Linked DNA regions of Homo sapiens: region 1 is linked to region 2. Evidence: read pairs that join two places in POLR2A ChIA-PET (ENCODE). Cell type or tissue: PC-9. All regions are shown on one strand. Region 1 has its middle 5.6 kb from the start of MIR12124. Region 2 has its middle 11 kb from the start of COPG1.

What was found. ChIA-PET counts read pairs that join two places held together with the same protein. Peaks named below come from ENCODE experiments on the same cell type or tissue, not always from the same donor. Only the 100,000 strongest peaks of a DNase experiment are listed, where the experiment ranks them.
Region 1: POLR2A ChIA-PET joins it to region 2 with 8 read pairs; 3 of 35 experiments call an interaction of 5 or more read pairs at or near these places.

What each region holds. Positions count from the first base shown.
Region 1 is chr3:128,839,923-128,842,422 of GRCh38, reverse strand. No RefSeq gene overlaps it. Among named protein-coding and RNA genes, the nearest start is that of MIR12124, 5.6 kb to the left of the region's middle. In PC-9, no CTCF peak of the experiment used is centred here; no DNase peak of the experiment used is centred here.
Region 2 is chr3:129,237,637-129,240,136 of GRCh38, reverse strand. No RefSeq gene overlaps it. Among named protein-coding and RNA genes, the nearest start is that of COPG1, 11 kb to the left of the region's middle. In PC-9, no CTCF peak of the experiment used is centred here; a DNase peak (open chromatin) is centred at 1,036; H3K27ac peaks cover 1,340 bases.

The DNA of each region.
Region 1 (2,500 bases), 400 kb after region 2:
AGTTTCACCATATCTGATGGTTTAAAAAACCATCTGTTCCCTTCCTCAGAAGACTTCCACAGGCCCTGCCCATCCCTTTTGTCAATCAAGTGACTGTCACCACCTCAGAGAAGCCCTCCCTGAGCACCCCATCTGCAGCAGGGTCACCCCCATCTTCCAACAGCACTTTTCCTGGTGTTTCCTTCCTAGCCCTTGTCCCTATTGGTAGTTTTCTGCACTGATAGACTAGTCTCTCTCATCCACCTGGGGGCCAGCTTGTCTATCTTCTCTGTCCCTGCACACGGGAGATGCTCAATAATCATTTGTCAGCAAAAATGAAACAGGAAGGCCCCTGAGGTGCTGGGATTCGGAGCCGTACACCCCAGGTGAGGAAGGAGCCTTGAGGAAGGGGAGAGTGTCAGGCCTCTGAGCCCAAGCTAAGCCATCATATCCCCTGTGACCTGCACGTATACATCCAGATGGCCTGAAGTAACTGAAGATCCACAAAAGAAGTGAAAATAGCCTTAACTGATGACATTCCACCATTGTGATTTGTTTCTGCCCCACCCTAACTGATCAATGTACTTTGTAATCTCCTCCACCCTTAAGAAGATTCTTTGTAATTCTCCCCACCCTTGAGAATGTACTTTGTGAGATCCACCCCCTGCCCCCAAAACATTGCTCCTAACTCTACCGCCTATCCCAAAACCTGTAAGAACTAATGATAATCCCACCACCCTTTGCTGACTCTCTTTTTGGACTCAGCCCGCCTGCACCCAGGTGAAATAAACAGCCTTGTTGCTCACACAAAGCCTGTTTGGTGGTCTCTTCACACAGACGTGTTAGACATTTGGTGCCGAAGACCCGGGTCAGAGGGACTCCTTCGGGAGTCCCTTGTCCTCACCCTCACTTCGTGAAGAGATCCACCTACAATCTCCGGTCCTCAGACCAACCAGTCCAAGGAACATCGCACCAATTTCAAATTGGGTAAGCGGTCTTTTCACTCTCTTCTCCAGCCTCTCTCGCTACCCTTCAATCTTCCTCTCTTGCTACCCTTTGATCTCCCTGTCCTTCCAATTCCAGTTCTTTTTCCTCTCTAGTAGAGACAAAGGAGACACATTTTATCCATGGACCCAAAACTCCGGCGCTGATCACGGACTCAGGAAGACAGCCTTCCCTTGGTGTTTAATCATTGCGGGGATGCCTGCCTGATTATTCACTCACTCTCCATTGGTGTCTGATCACCGCGGGGACGCCTGCCTTGGTCATTCACCCACATTCCCTTGGTGGCAAGTCAATTGCGGGGATGCCTGCTTTGGCTGCTCACCCACATTGCAGCCCAGGGCTGCTCCCCACCCCCCTTCTCTGTGTCTCTACCCTTCTCTTTAAACTTCCTCCTTCACTATAGGCAAACTTCCACCCTCCATTCCTCCTTTTTCTCCCTTAGCCTGTGTTCTCAAGAACTTAAAACCTCTTCAACTCTTGCCTGACCTAAAATTTAAACACCTTATTTTCTTCTGCAATACCACTTGGCCCCAGTACAAACTCTACAGTAGTTCCAAGTGGCCAGGGAATGGCACTTTTGATTTGTCTATCCTACAAGATCTACAGAATTTTTGTCGAAAAATGGGCAAATGGTCTGAGGTGCCTGATGTCCAGGCATTCTTTACACATTGGTCCCTCCCTAGTCTCTGCTCCCGATGAGACTCATCCCAAATCTTTCTTCTTTCTCTGCTGTCTGTTCCTTCAGTCTCCACCCCAAGCTCTGAGTCCTTTGAATCCTTATTTTCTATGGACTCATCTGACCTCTCCCCTTCTCCCTGGGCTGCTCCTCGCCAGGCCGAGCCAGGTCCCAATTCTTCCTCAGCCTCTGCTCCCCCACCCTATAATCTTTCTATCACCTCCTCTCCTCACACCTGGTCTGGTTTACAGTTTCGTTCTGTGACTAGCTCTCTCCGACCTGCCCAACAATTTCCTCTTAGAGAGGTGGCTGGAGCTGAAGGCATAGTCAGGGTACATGTGCCTTTTTCTCCATGAGACCTTTCCCAAATCAGCCGGCGTTTAGGCTCTTTCTCATCAGACCCCACTAAATATATACAGGAATTCCGATATCCAATTCTGTCCTACAATTTAACCTGGAGTGACTTAAGTGTCAACCTAACTTCTACCCGCTCCCCAGATGAATGGGAAAGAGTTTTTTCTCCAGCCCAATCTCATGCTGATAACCGCCAGCTTCATAAGCCAGGCCTCCAGGAAGGCATTAGAGCAGTTCCCCTAGAAGATCCCCAGTGGAACTATCAGGCAGATTCCCCAGGTATAGCTGGGCAAGATTACATGGTTTCCTGCCTAGTTGAAGGGCTTAAAAAGGCAGCTTACAAACCTGTTAATTCTGACAAACTTAAAGAAACTACCCAAGGTAAAGACGAAAACCCAGCCCAGTTCAGGGCCCGCTTAGCAGCAACACTTAGACGCTTTACCGCCCTAGACCCAGAGGGGCCAGAAGGCCGCCTTATTCTTAATA
Region 2 (2,500 bases):
GTGAGCTTGGCTGGAAGAGCCCTAAACAGGAGTTGGTGGGTAGGGGAGGAAGAGCACAGAGCTGGATTGCCCAAGAGACACAGTAAACAAGTATTTGCACCCCAGTCAAGCAGGGGCACCAAGGCGAGAGAGCAAGGAAGGGAGGGAGAATACCTGAAATAATTAAATATTTGATATTTACTCCCCAAAAAAGACTCAAAGTAGTCATCAGGAAAAAATATCAGGATATTGCTGGTTTATATTAGTCATTATTTTACTTCAGAACTAGGCAAGCCAGCAGTGCATCCTGGGTAACGTGCAAGCTCCGGAGCCATCCAGCCTGGGCTGTGGTCCGTGCCCTGCCAGAGGTGTTTCTTTCCCAACGTAAAAATAAAAAGAAAACAAAACCCTCTCTCTCACCATCTCCTACTCCTCATTTCTCTCTCCTTCGCAGGAAAGAATATAGACAACCCATAAAAATCTAGAGATGGCTCCTTAAAAAGAGTGGCCCTTACTCACTCCCTGTCTTTGCCTCTTCTCTTCTAGGCCAGCCACTACCCCCACTTCTCCACTAGGATCTGCTCTACCCAATGTCCCTAGCCTTCTCTTTTATATTTTATCTTATTTATTTATTTACTGAGACAAGGTCTGGATCTGTCACCCAGGCTGGAGTGCAGTGACTCAATCATGTTTCACTGCAACCTCGAACTCCTAGGCTCAAGCGACCCTCCCACCCCAGCCTTCCGAGTAGCTGGGACCACAGGCGCACACCACCATACCCGGCTAATTTTTGTATTTTTTGTAGAGATGGGGTCTTGCTATGTTGCCCAGGCTGGTCACAAATTCCTGGGCTCAATTAATCCTCCCACCTTGGCCCCTGAAAATGCTGGGATTACAGACATGAGCCACTGTGCCCAACCATGTGTTGTTTTAAGCAGCTAAGTTTTGAGATCATTTTTAAGTAGCAATAGATAAGTAACATACCATTTCCTTTGGTGAATTCCAAGAAGGGAGTGGTCATTGGTTTCAAATGTTGCTGAAAGGTTGAGCAAGAGAAGTGAAACAAAGTTCCCCCAGAGTCATCACAAAGAGAAAGCTGGGGCTGGGTGTGGTTGCTCACGCCTGTAATCCCAGCGCTTGTGGGGACAAGATGAGAGGGAGAATCGCTTGACACCAGGAGTTTGAGAGCAGGAAGGGCAACATAGTGAGACCCCATCTATACACAAAAAATGTAAAAAATTACTGAGCAGGGTGGTGCACGCCTGTGGTCCCAACTACTTGAGAAGCTGAGGCAGGAGGACTGCTTGAGCCCAGAAGGTAGAGACTGCAGTGAGCTATGATTGTACAACTGCACTCCAGCCTGGGAGACAGACAGACCCTGCCTCAAAAAAAAACACACACAAATAAACCCTACAAAAATCCCTGCACATTTAACGAGATGCTACCTTGTGCCCATTAGGATGGCCACTACCAAAAAAACAGAAGATAGCAATTGTTAGTGAGGATGTAGAGACATTGGAACCCTTTACACTGTTTTGTTTTGTTTTGTTTTGTTTTGTTTTGTTTTGTTTGAGACAGTCTCACTCTGTTGTCCAGGCTGGAGTGCAATGGCGCAATCTCAGCTTACTGCAACCTCCACCTCCTGGGTTCAAGCGATTCTCATGCCTCAGCCTCCCGAGTAGCTGGGATTACAGGTGCCCACCACCATGCCTGGCTAATTTTTGTATTTTAGTAGAGACGGTGTTTCACCATGTTGGCCAAGCTGGTCTTGAACTCCTGACCTCAGGTGATCCACCCGCCTCGGCCTCCCAAAGTGCTGGGATTACAGGCGTGAGCCACCATACCTGGCCTTCCCTTTACACTGTTGAAGGGTATATAAAATGGTACAACTGCTGTGGAAAATTGTAGGGCAGCTCCTAAAAAAAATAAACATTGGATTATAATGTAATTCAGCAATCCCACTTGTGGATATATACCCAAAAGAATGGAAAGCAGGATGTCAGTGAGAATATTTGCATACTCACATTCATTGCCACATTATTCACAATAGCCAAAATGTGGAAGCAACACAAGTGTCCATTGAAGGATACATGGATAAGAAAAATATGGCATATGATGGAATATTATTTAGCCTTAAAAAGAAGGAAATCATTCACTTACTACAATATGGATGAAACTTGAGGATGTTATGTTAAGTAAATAAGCCAGCCATAAAAAGACAAATACGGGCGGGCGCAGTAGCTCATGCCTGTAATCCCAGCACTTTGGGAGGCCGAGGTGGGCGGATCACAAGGTCAGGAGATAGAGACCATCCTGGCTAACACGGTGAAACCCCATCTCTACTAAAAAAAAAAATACAAAAATTAGCCATGCGTGGTGGTGGGCGCCTGTAGTCCCAGCTACTTGGGAGGCTGAGGCAGGAGAATGCCGTGAACCCAGGAGGCGGAGTGCAGTGAGCCAAAACCGTGCCACTGCACTCCAGCCTGGGCGACAGAGCGAGACTCCATTTCAAAAAAAAAAA